2 separate regions of the Homo sapiens genome follow, and region 1 is linked to region 2. Evidence: read pairs that join two places in POLR2A ChIA-PET (ENCODE). Cell type or tissue: OCI-LY7. All regions are shown on one strand. Links, peaks and the distances in the headings refer to the core of each region. The heading gives the core; the rest is flanking DNA. Region 1 holds the start of LOC107986640 (a long non-coding RNA gene). Region 2 overlaps HEY2-AS1 (HEY2 antisense RNA 1).

Region 1 (5,385 bases), core at 190-5,189, 400 kb before region 2:
CACTAGTTTAGTCCAAATTACTATAATCTTTCCTCTAAATTACTGCAGCAGCCGTCTAATGGCAGGAAGGACAACAGCCACACTGACTTCCACCCCATCCTCTTTTTTTACACTGCAGCCAAAGGCAACTTTTTGGAGAGCAAATAGTATGCCACCTGCCTGTTCAAATGTGCAATGGTTTTCCGAAGTTCTCAAAGTAAAGCCTGAAATCCCCAACTTGGCCTAGAAGTCCGGAATACTTCTGTAAGTTTCAGCTTACACTGCTGTCCCCCTTCTTGCACTCCAAACATGGTACCTTCTTACTATGAAGGTGTAACCAATGCACTTTGCTCCTCTCAACTCCAGGTTTTTGCACTTATTGTTTCCTCTGTCTAGAACACTTTTCTCTCCTGTTTTCCTCCCTGAATTCTTCCCATTGATTACCGTGCATCATTCAGAATTCCACTCAGACAACATTCTTCAGGAAAGTCTTTCCAGGTATCCCAGAACAGATCAGGGCTCCTAGTAGTATGTTTATTGGTTCTGTCATTTATTCAACAGTCATTGAGCATCACTGCACTAGAAGAGGGGGGCTCTTCTAGGCACTAGGCTGCAACATTGGACATGAAGACAAGGCCTCAGCTCACATAAGCTTATGATACAGTTGCAGGGAAACGAAAACAAACAAGTAAATAAATAAGAAATCACCAAGTAGTGATAAGTTCAATGATAGAAAGAATTGAGAAAAGCACTAGGCTTCTCTTAGAAGGTGAGATCTAATCTCACACCTGAGTATCAAAAGAAGCCAAGGACATACAATTCCATGGGAAGAGCATTCTCAGCAGAGGTTCTAGGGAGAGAAACATTCTCTGGAGAAGAGAAAGATGGATAAAGTGTGTGAGTAAAGGGGGTTATGTTATGCAGAAGACATAATCAGGGGCAGGGCTATGTCAAGGTGAGGTGTTTGGATTTTATTCTGAGGTTTGATGGGAAGCCACTGAAGGGCTTTAAGTAAGGAAATGACATGTCCCCGTTTACATTTTCAAAAGATCACTCTAGCTGCTCTGTGTGGAAAGATTTGAGTTGTGCAAGCCTCTAAGTGGAGCTATCAGATGGGGGCTACTGCAGTAGTCCAGGTGAAAGACAATGGCGGCTTCGATTAGGATAGTAGCAGTGGGGTTGGAGAAAGATAGACAAATGGAGGATGTAGGTTGGCAGTAGAGTTAAGAGAAATTGCTGGTAGATTGGATAGGGAGATATGGGGAAAAGAAGAATTAGGGATGACTTCCTGATTGTGCAGCTAGGAGAATGGCGGTAGCAATTATTGCGATGGGATGCAGCTTTGGGGATGGGGAAACAAGAGTCTGGTTTTAGGCATGTGAAGTTTGAGATGTCTATTAGACAGCCAAGTGGATGTGTCAGATATGCCGTAGCTTCTAAGAACCTGGCATTCACGTGTCAGGTGAAGCCTGGAGTCACAAACTGGGAAACCATATAGATATTGAAGCCATAGGCCTAGATGGAAAAGTGAATAGGGGCCAGCATTGAGCTTCGGGACATACTATCATCTGCAGATAGAGCAGAGGACAAGGTACCAGCAAACAATACTACAAAGGAGCAGCCAGTGAGTGAGGACAACCAAAGGGTGGTGTATTCAGATAGCCAATAATAAAAATAATCTCATTAACTTAATCCTATGTCAGGAGTTCTATTATTGTTGCAAGTTCATCAAATAAATCTAAACAACCCCTTCTTAATATATTTGATTAAAAAAGAATTCTGTTTCAATCATCACAATTAAGTTTATTTCTCCTACCAGTAGGAGATAATCATCCCTTGGAGTAACAAATCTCATTCTCGTTAGTAAGTGGACAGAGTATTAATAGTAGGTTTTCTTCTGTTTCCCAACCCAATAGTGGTGGTTAGCTCCTTGCCTCCTTTCTTTTAAGATATCCAATACCAATCAGGTAAAAGATGAATTTAACACTTACAAAAATTACAAATGTATGTCTGAGGATCATGGTCAAATACATTCCCAACAACATGTGAACACATCAAATGTTGAAAATAGAAGGTAGGATACCCTATATATAGTGGTAATTTTGTAGCTTCGCATTGAATATACATGTACCTATATTTAGTGTAAAAAGTCGAGGAATCTTCAAAAGAAATAAAGTTTGGGAGAGCAGGGAACAGGGGGTGATTTTAAAAAGATAAACATAAATAATTTGCCTTATCAAGGCATTTTCCACCCTGGGGTGTGTGTTTGCATAAACCTGCGTGTGTGCTTAAGGGTCAGGATCCAGCATGCTCACTTGGGGTAGGAGAGGCTTGTATCAAAACATTCATCAAAACACAGGCTGCATTCCATTTCCACAGCCCAATATCAAGATTGCCCAGAATTACATCTTATGCCATTAGACGTCTAATGCAAAGCCATCAAGGCTTTCAGCTTTCCTCGGGGACACCTTGGGAGGAATTTCTGCCGAGAGTCGGCAACTCAGACCTGCTGCCTGTCAGGAAAGAACCGTGGTACAAGTTTCAGGGAGGGCTTCCGTTGTCAAAACAATAATAGCTGTAATTTTCTCTCCCTCTATTTACAGGAAACAAACTCTTCCTTCCTGTCCTCTGCCTGTAGCAGAAAATAGACAAGCCAAGCAGATGTCCAGAGATGGCGGAGGAGTACCTCGGCTGCAGCTTCCTTGAGAGAAAACAAACTCAAGGGAGCCTTGGGGGCTGGGGGTGAGAGTGCCGGGGCGGAGCTGGGGGGAGAAGGAAGGTGGCACAGTATTGTAATCAGGTTCCCTACTCACTCAAGCTGAGTGCCCGTTGCCTTCTTTCTTTCCCTCCCTCTCCCTTTGTCTCTTTTGAACTTACTGTGAAACAAGTGAACTATATATGGCCAGGGAAATCTCCAGCAGTCCCAGTATTTTTAAACTCTTGTAGTCTCCTGTTTGCACACTCATGTGACGTAGAGGAACTAGATCCAGAGAGTTTCTCATGGGAATCCGGGATGCTTCGGCATAACTGCTGGCTTTGGTTGCATGTGTTTTTGCCCCTTGTTAAAGCAGTCCTTGGGGTTTCATTTCACATCCAAAAGACCTGGGAAGCAGCAGATTCTGTGAGTGCACTAAGAATGTACCGGGGAGGCTGTGTTCAGGGTGCCTGTCCAGGATCGTCATCGAGGGCCTAAGAAACTTTCAGCCTGTGTAGCTGGCCTGGCTCAGACTGGAGGGTGAACTGCTGGGCATCTTAATGCAAACTGGAGGGCATTAGCAAGGAAGAATTATTCTCAGAACATTCCGCGAGCCCTTCACTGATGAATTCCTCATCGTTGTTGGGTTTTGTTTTGTTCTGTTTTGCTGTTCTTGTGCATTATCCAATTTTACTCAAGCTATTTTATTAATATGTGCCCCAATCCCCGCCTTCAGCGTGTGTTTCCAGTGACTGTTTATTTCTCTTTCAGTTCCTCTTGCAGACGTCCTTTTCACCACTGAAAACATGTTTCAAAATGTCCTTGAATCGAAAATATTTTATTTTATAAGAAATATATTTTCAAGCAGTTTATTCACGAGAGTGATATATTTGAGGATTAAACGAAAATAGGGGAACAACTCACATAGTTACTGAGTGGAAAAAATTACCTTTAAAACAGGATGGAAAATGAAATAGTGACTGTGGGTGTAGTTTCTTGTAGGAACACTAAGTGTAGTTAGCTGTCTAGGTCATGCACCACATAACTCTCGGTGCCACCACTCATAATATAGATTTAATTTAATATGATGATTTCCTGTCATATATTAGTGAAATGTCTTGAAGGAAGGGTCCCTTTTGTACAAAGGGGCCATATGGATTATTAGTAATCACTCTTTTTGAGGATAGGAATGAATCTTACCCGCTTTTTTTTTCCTGTTGCAATTTACCTGTTATAATCACTACTATTTACAGAGAGCTAACTTTCTATCAGACACTAGTATTAACAATGTTATGCTGGTAATAGAGTTGGGAAAAAAAAAAGAGGCCCTGACTTGCAGTGCTTGCCAATTTCCATAGTGTAAATATTCCCACCATAGCCATGTTCAGGCTACCAAAGTTCTTGAAAGCTAAGTGTAGTGTTGAGTAGGGATGATCACAATTGGCTTTCCTGAGCCAGTATGAGTTGGCTGCAACAAAACTACTGGTTCTATAATAAGTATTAACAGGCATTAATTGCTTTAAATATTAACAAGTTTTATTTGCTCTATAAAATGATATTATTATTATTCACCATCATACAGATATGGAAACTGAGGCAATGAAAAGTTATGTTACTTTGCATAAGGTGACAGAACCAGTAAGCAGTGGAGCCAAGCTTTCAGCCCAGGCTGCCTAACTCCAGAGCCCATGCACATAATCCCTAGACCATGCTGGAAGCAATAGTGCAGGTGTCAGCAAATGATTTCTACATGAGGGCATCTTGATGTCAAGAAGTGTAGTAACTGCTTTAAGTATTGTATCAGTTAGGGTTCCACCAGAGAAACAGAACTAGTAATCAATATACATAGCTAATATGAATATATAATAAATTCATATTATATATTTTTAATAACATATATATTTAGAAATAATGTAAATATATATGGATATATGTTGATTTATTGCAAGGAACTGGCTTACGTGATTGTGGCAGCTGGCTACAAAAGTCTGAAATCTGTACAGCAGGCCCTCAGGAAGGGCCGACAGAAACTCTCGAGCAGGGGCTGACACTGCCGTCCACAAGTAGAATCTCTTCCTCAAGGAAGCCTAAGTTCTGTTCTTAAAGCTTTTCAATTACTTGAATCAGGCCAACACAGATTATCCAGGACAATCTTTCTTACACAAACCAAACTATTATAGACTTTAACAACACCTACCTTCACAGCAACATCTATATTAGTGTTTGATTGAATAACTGGAGCCTATAGCCTGAATAAGTTGACTCATAAAGTGTTGAGTTGAATTGCATTGCCCAAAAATTTATGTTGAAATCTTAATCTCTGGTATCTGTGAATGTGACTTTAATTGGAAATAGGGTCTTTGCAGATGAAATGAAGGTAAGGTGAGGTCATACTAGAGTAGGGTGAGACCTGAATTGAGTGTGACTGGTATCCTTATGAGAAGAAAAGGGAAATGTAGACACAGACATACAGGTAGAATGCTGTGGAAATGGAGGCAGAGATTGGAGTGATGCATCTCCAAGCCAAGAAACGACAAGAATTGGTGGAAGCCACCAGAAGGCATGTAGAGGCAAGGAAGCCTCCTTCCCTAGAGCCTTCAGAGGGAGCAAGGGCCTGCCAACACCTTGATTTGGGGCTTCTTGCATCCAGAACTGTGAAACAATAAATTTCTGTTGGTTTAAGCTACCCAGTTTGTGATCCTTTGTCATGG
Region 2 (5,385 bases), core at 311-5,310:
TTTAATTATGACATGGCGGATTTTAAAATAAATCTGTAAAAGCTGATGTGCAAGTCCTGGCATAATTATTTGACTACTCCACCAAGTAGGCAGTGTACATGTTTTTTTTTTTTTCATATAAATTTGGTCATATTAAATAAACCCAAGCAACCCAATTAAAAGCAATGAGCTTCCCAAGTGCTGAGCCAACAGTCCTACCTAACAATGCTATTGTAATGGCCAAATGGCTTGCACTGAGAAACAAAAAATATCAAAAATTCCATTTACCAATGCAAATTGTCCTGGAATTTTTCTGTTACTGTAATGTTTTCAATTTGATTTAGTGACAACTAGAAAAAGAAAGAAACTTGGCTAGATTGAACAAGCATATCTAATGAATTAATAGCTGTGAACCTGTCACTTCTCTTAAAAACCTCCGGTGGCTCTCAAATAACTTCAAGAAGATACCCTGCTCAGAACGCAAGCTCCTCCATGATTTGCCTATAGCCTAATTCATTTTCCCAAGACAACTCTCTCCTGCTCTTTCCTTCCATTCCCCTCATTCCAACTAAGAATAATCCATCTTTCCCTAAGAATCACATGCACTCTTCAGCTTCTGTGTCTCTTTGTAAATGCTGGTCCCTCTCCAAGAAAGTCTACTTACAATTGTAGCTATTTGGTATATCCTTCAAGGCCCTGCTCAAGGCCACTTTTCCCCTTAACCCCATAATTGCACCAAAGAACAGATTAGATGTTAGATACCTATAAAGTTTAAGAACAATAGAAAGATATTCCAATAAATGTAATATCTAAGTAAAAATAGTGTGTTTGTTATATAAATGGAGTTTGGCAACAAAAATCCTTGGGCCACTCCCGGCCCTCCAACAGGATTGCTGCCTCTAATTCTATACAAAAAGTTTGGAGCTATCACTGCTGAACTCTCCTTTAAAAAGGAACCTTCTCTCTCTTTGTGCCGATGGCATGTAGTCTGCTGTTTACTTTGGCCTTGAACACATCTTATCTTGTCTAACAGTTGTTTGTTTAGACTCCCGTATTATTTTCCCTGCTATTTCCTGAGCAGGAATTAAATCTTGCTCACCAGGTACCACCACACTACTTAGCAGACAGTATTGCTCAACGTAGGTAGGTGTTCAATATTTTAGTGGCATGGAAATGAGAATGAATGAATGAAGAGAGGTACAGTCTGAAAAATCAAGCCATGATTAATGAAAATTAGTCTTATCACTTTCAAGTGCACACACTAACAGTTTGTCAGTTATCTCTGTCCATAGCTCTTTGGTTTCATTTTCTGATCATTTCTCCCACAGTTCTGTTTAAGTAGTCCCCACTATGATGTTCCTATTAGTTCTCAAACTACATTTTTGAATAACAACAAAGTGTTCATTATCAAATTAAAGAATGGACATTCTTTTTCCAATTCACATTGCACAGAAATAAATTTATGATTAAAACGTTAAAATTTGAATTGAGCCTTTTTCATCTCAACTAGAATCTATGTTCACAAGTATACTATCTAATTTAGCAATATTTCATGGGTCCATGCAAAGAGGACATGATTTTTCAGGTGTACTACCTGAACATCAGAGAAAATCATTCTCCCAACCCTTTAGTATAAAAATTTTATTTCCATCACACCAAGAGGTTTAAAATACTAGTCTGTTTTTCTAAAGGTCTACATTTTAAAAACTGCATAAAGAAAGTTATTTAAAACACAGACAATAGAATCGACAAAACATAAAATAAACTGAAATAAAGTGAATGCAATTTTCAAAAATAGAGAAAATATGCAAATACATATAATATATAAACTCTGTTTTGCAAATGGTGGTTTAATTACAAAATGCAGCATTTTCCTCTCTGACTTGAACTACTGTCTTCTGACAGATATTACCCTAGTCCTTCATATACTAACAAGTCATGTTAATTATAAAACCGTTCATTATTTTCTGCCTTTTACATCTATAGACAGACAGACAAGTATATACCCACATACATCATTTATATTTGTCTTCTATTTTCTATTCATATTTTGTCTTCTATTTTCAGGCTTTATTAATGTTCCCATTACAACTGTTATTCTAGCAAAATCCTGCTAGCCAGCCTTGACAAGTAAATCCTGCAGCGCTGTGAGTTTTGATACATGATTCAATAATGACCTAGGATTCTCAGATTAAAAGTGCTGTGGAAATGTACAGTGTCCCTTTCTTCCATATTCAAGGCACAGTACACTGCCCTTCTCCACTGTGCAGTTGAGCATGGTTGTTCTCTGCTAAGCAGCATGACATTTGGTTTCCAAAGAGATTGTGTTGCCCTAATGAATACTGCAATTCCTCAAGAAACTATTCGTTTCTTTGAAGTATTCATGTCCCAGAAATGTAAGGAGCTACTATTCAAAACCAAAATCGGTCTCTAAAAATTTTCAGTCCAATATTCTCAATATACTAATATATTATTAAATTATTTTGAAGGCTAAATCCAGAAAAATGTAGTCAAATTCTTCTCTAGTAGAATCAATCCAGTCCCGTCTAGGGAAAAAAACTGCTATGTTTCTGTTTCTTGTAAAGTATATATTTCAATAAGTTTGTAAAATATGGAGGTCTAAAAATAGCCTGTATTTTTTTCCACAGTAAATCTAAAATTAGCAATTCCTTATTTCCAGTCTATGAAGGTTTTTTCCCCAGAAAGTCACCTGCCAATTTTAAAATAATCAGATAAGGGCAAAAATGTGCACACATCTAATAAAAATATTTCAATAAAAGTGTTGAGAAAATATAGCTGTTATTTGTAGTCTAGTGGAAAAGACATTTAGCCTTAAATATTTCCACAGCATTTGATATTTCAGAAACCTGTAGAGCCTCTTCTTTTCTTTCACTTTTATCAAATAATGCCAAACAAGCAGATCCAGGAATCTTTAATTTTTTCTTCTGACACTGAAAGAAGAAACTTTCTTACAGAGAATCCATATTTTTGGAACTCTGTGAGACAGTGGTTTTATTAATGTCAATTAATCTTGACAGCTTAGTAGATGGTTTATACAGCTATTAGAAGATATACTATTGTCTTCATTTATGCATAATGTAAATGCTATTATTCATGTTATAATTAACAGAGACACATGAGAATTTTAGACAAAATAATTATTTTAAATAATTAAATTATTTGAAGTCCATGAACAAGGCAAGCATGAAGTTCTTTTAGAATTCAGTGACTGGGTAATAACTTTCTTTTTTGAAAAACAGTGTGCTTTCTCTTTTCTCATTATGAAAGTTAGAAAACTCACTGTGCTTCTCTTCTGACTTGGCCACCAGGAAGTTCCATGTTGAACTAGGTCTTATTCACAGTTAAGTATTCCTTCCCATTTGAAGGCATATTCTCTTCATCTTTTCATAGCTTTTTAATGCACGGTTGCTTACTTCTATTTTATTATTCCAATGAGTGTAAATTCTACATATACAAGTAAAGAAGCAGAGAGTTCATTAATTTTAACAAGAAATTAATCTGAAACCATTTATTGTACCCCTACTGTGTGCTGGGCATTTTTCTAGGGGATGGGAATGTAGTTTATTAAAAGAATATTTTCATAAGAGAAGTGAATATGTTTCATTGTATCCTTAAGAGAGGGGGGAAATCTGCCAATCAAACCAACTTCAAGAAAATGGAAATTTAAAAGAACTTCCTTAAAGGCAAAGCCTGCCAACATCAATTTAACTCCCACAAAAAGTTAAGCTAATACACTGAGTGTTCTCACTGTTGCTTACTGGCACACGGAAAACTGGTTACTTGCTATACACCCCTCTTCTCAAGGGTCCTGCAATAAAACTAGTCTTTATCCTGAGGCATGCTAAGCACTAACAACACCATAAAATAAAAGCTTTTAAATAAATTGCCCCTCAACAACAGTTTTAAAGATCAGTTTAAACATTCTAACTTTCGAGAGAGAGCTTTGGGTCATAGATTTCCTACCTTGAAGCTTCTGCTGTAACAAGTAAGTCGCAATTACTGGGGCAAGCCAAGAAATACAATGCATTTTGTGTGGCTGACTGGGCAAGAAAAATTAACTAGTAAAGCAGCTCCCTTTCAGGGATGACTTCAAGGTTGGTGGGCCTAAATTTGCACTTGCTTTCAGCTTTGTTTTGCTTTACTGGCTTGCAAATATGTGTCACACAGTGACCCTAGGTTGGCCTGCCTGCTGCCAGCCTGATGTTGGAAAAGGTATTGAAATGTACAAGGATCTTGCCCTTGGCCTCCACTCCTAGGGCGCAGCATTCTCACACATTTTAAGGCGTTACCAGCTCACAAAAGCCTTGTAGTCAGGGAAGGCAGCCCAACAAGGCTGCCCACAGATACACACGTGTTTGTCACCTGCCCCAGCAATTGCAAATAGAATAGCTCTTCTCAAGGCAACCTGTTTGTCCTCCCTTTGAAAGAGAAGGCTGTGTAAATAATTATATTTCAGATGTGGCAAAATATTGGAATTTTCAATTTGGACTATGCTCTTAGGCATCTCAGACTAACACAAAGTTTTCTAATTAACAGAGATGCCCTTATTTCACTGAGAAACCAAGCTAAAACTTTTAAATGGTGTCACATCTTGGTGACTTTCTAAGCCCATCAAATACCTGAGTGGCCAACGTTTTTTACGTAGCTGCGAGCAGCATCTCAAAGGATTTAGAGAAGCAACAAATAACAAAGTGTGACAGTCGATCTTGGAAAACCAGAGGGCTCTAATGAAGCAAAAAGTAGATGAAGAGGCATAAAAAAAATCCAGGTTCGTTCCAAAAAAGTTTTACAATTATAGCAAAGCAATCATTTCATCGGTTTGTGCAACAAAATTCAAAATCTGCGGGGCGAGATAATACTTGGCCAACATCGCCAAATTTATCAATACGGGTGTAAAAACTGTAACTTTTTATTAAATGGGTGTGAAAAGAGTCGGGGAGGAGGAACAGGACCACTAAATCTGGTATTTCCAGATCTCTGCATTCAACATCTCACTCCCACGCCATTAAGTTAAATAACATTTAGCACAAAACACAGGCTAGACCACCAATTTCGGGAGGGCGTCTGAGTCTTCCCTTCTCCATTCCCTTTAGATCGGCCGTCCTGGCCTTTCTTTCCTAACGGCATCTCCTTTCTAATAAAGTCCCTCGTATCTTTTGGTGTAATTAACTCATGGTACAAATCCTTCAAAAAGAAAGGAAAGAACTGCGGTTTGCTCTACGCGCGGACATCTTTTCTTCCTAAGCCTTCCCTTTCGCTGAAAAGGTTGTCGCAGAAGGGCGGGGAGGCTTGAAATCCCGCCGTTCCCTCATTCTTTCTCTTTTCTTTCTCTCCACATAACGCCTCCCCTACACCTCCCCACCTCCAATCCACTACCGTATTTAA

Evidence for each region. ChIA-PET counts read pairs that join two places held together with the same protein. Peaks named below come from ENCODE experiments on the same cell type or tissue, not always from the same donor. Only the 100,000 strongest peaks of a DNase experiment are listed, where the experiment ranks them.
Region 1: POLR2A ChIA-PET joins it to region 2 with 6 read pairs; 3 of 35 experiments call an interaction of 5 or more read pairs at or near these places.

Annotation. Positions count from the first base shown.
Region 1 is chr6:125,343,657-125,349,041 of GRCh38, forward strand. It overlaps LOC107986640 (a long non-coding RNA gene), which reads left to right and starts at 2,863. Exons shown (of 3, transcript XR_001744328.3): 1 at 2,863-3,100. In OCI-LY7, for the core only: a CTCF peak has its summit at 3,646; DNase peaks (open chromatin) are centred at 2,665, 3,175, 3,435 and 3,705; H3K4me3 peaks cover 1,629 bases; H3K27ac peaks cover 2,072 bases.
Region 2 is chr6:125,741,622-125,747,006 of GRCh38, forward strand. All of the region lies in intron 1 of HEY2-AS1 (HEY2 antisense RNA 1), which reads right to left. Among named protein-coding and RNA genes, the nearest start is that of HEY2-AS1, 5.1 kb to the right of the region's middle. RefSeq lists an enhancer at 3,728-4,395. In OCI-LY7, for the core only: no CTCF peak of the experiment used is centred there; no DNase peak of the experiment used is centred there; H3K4me3 peaks cover 212 bases.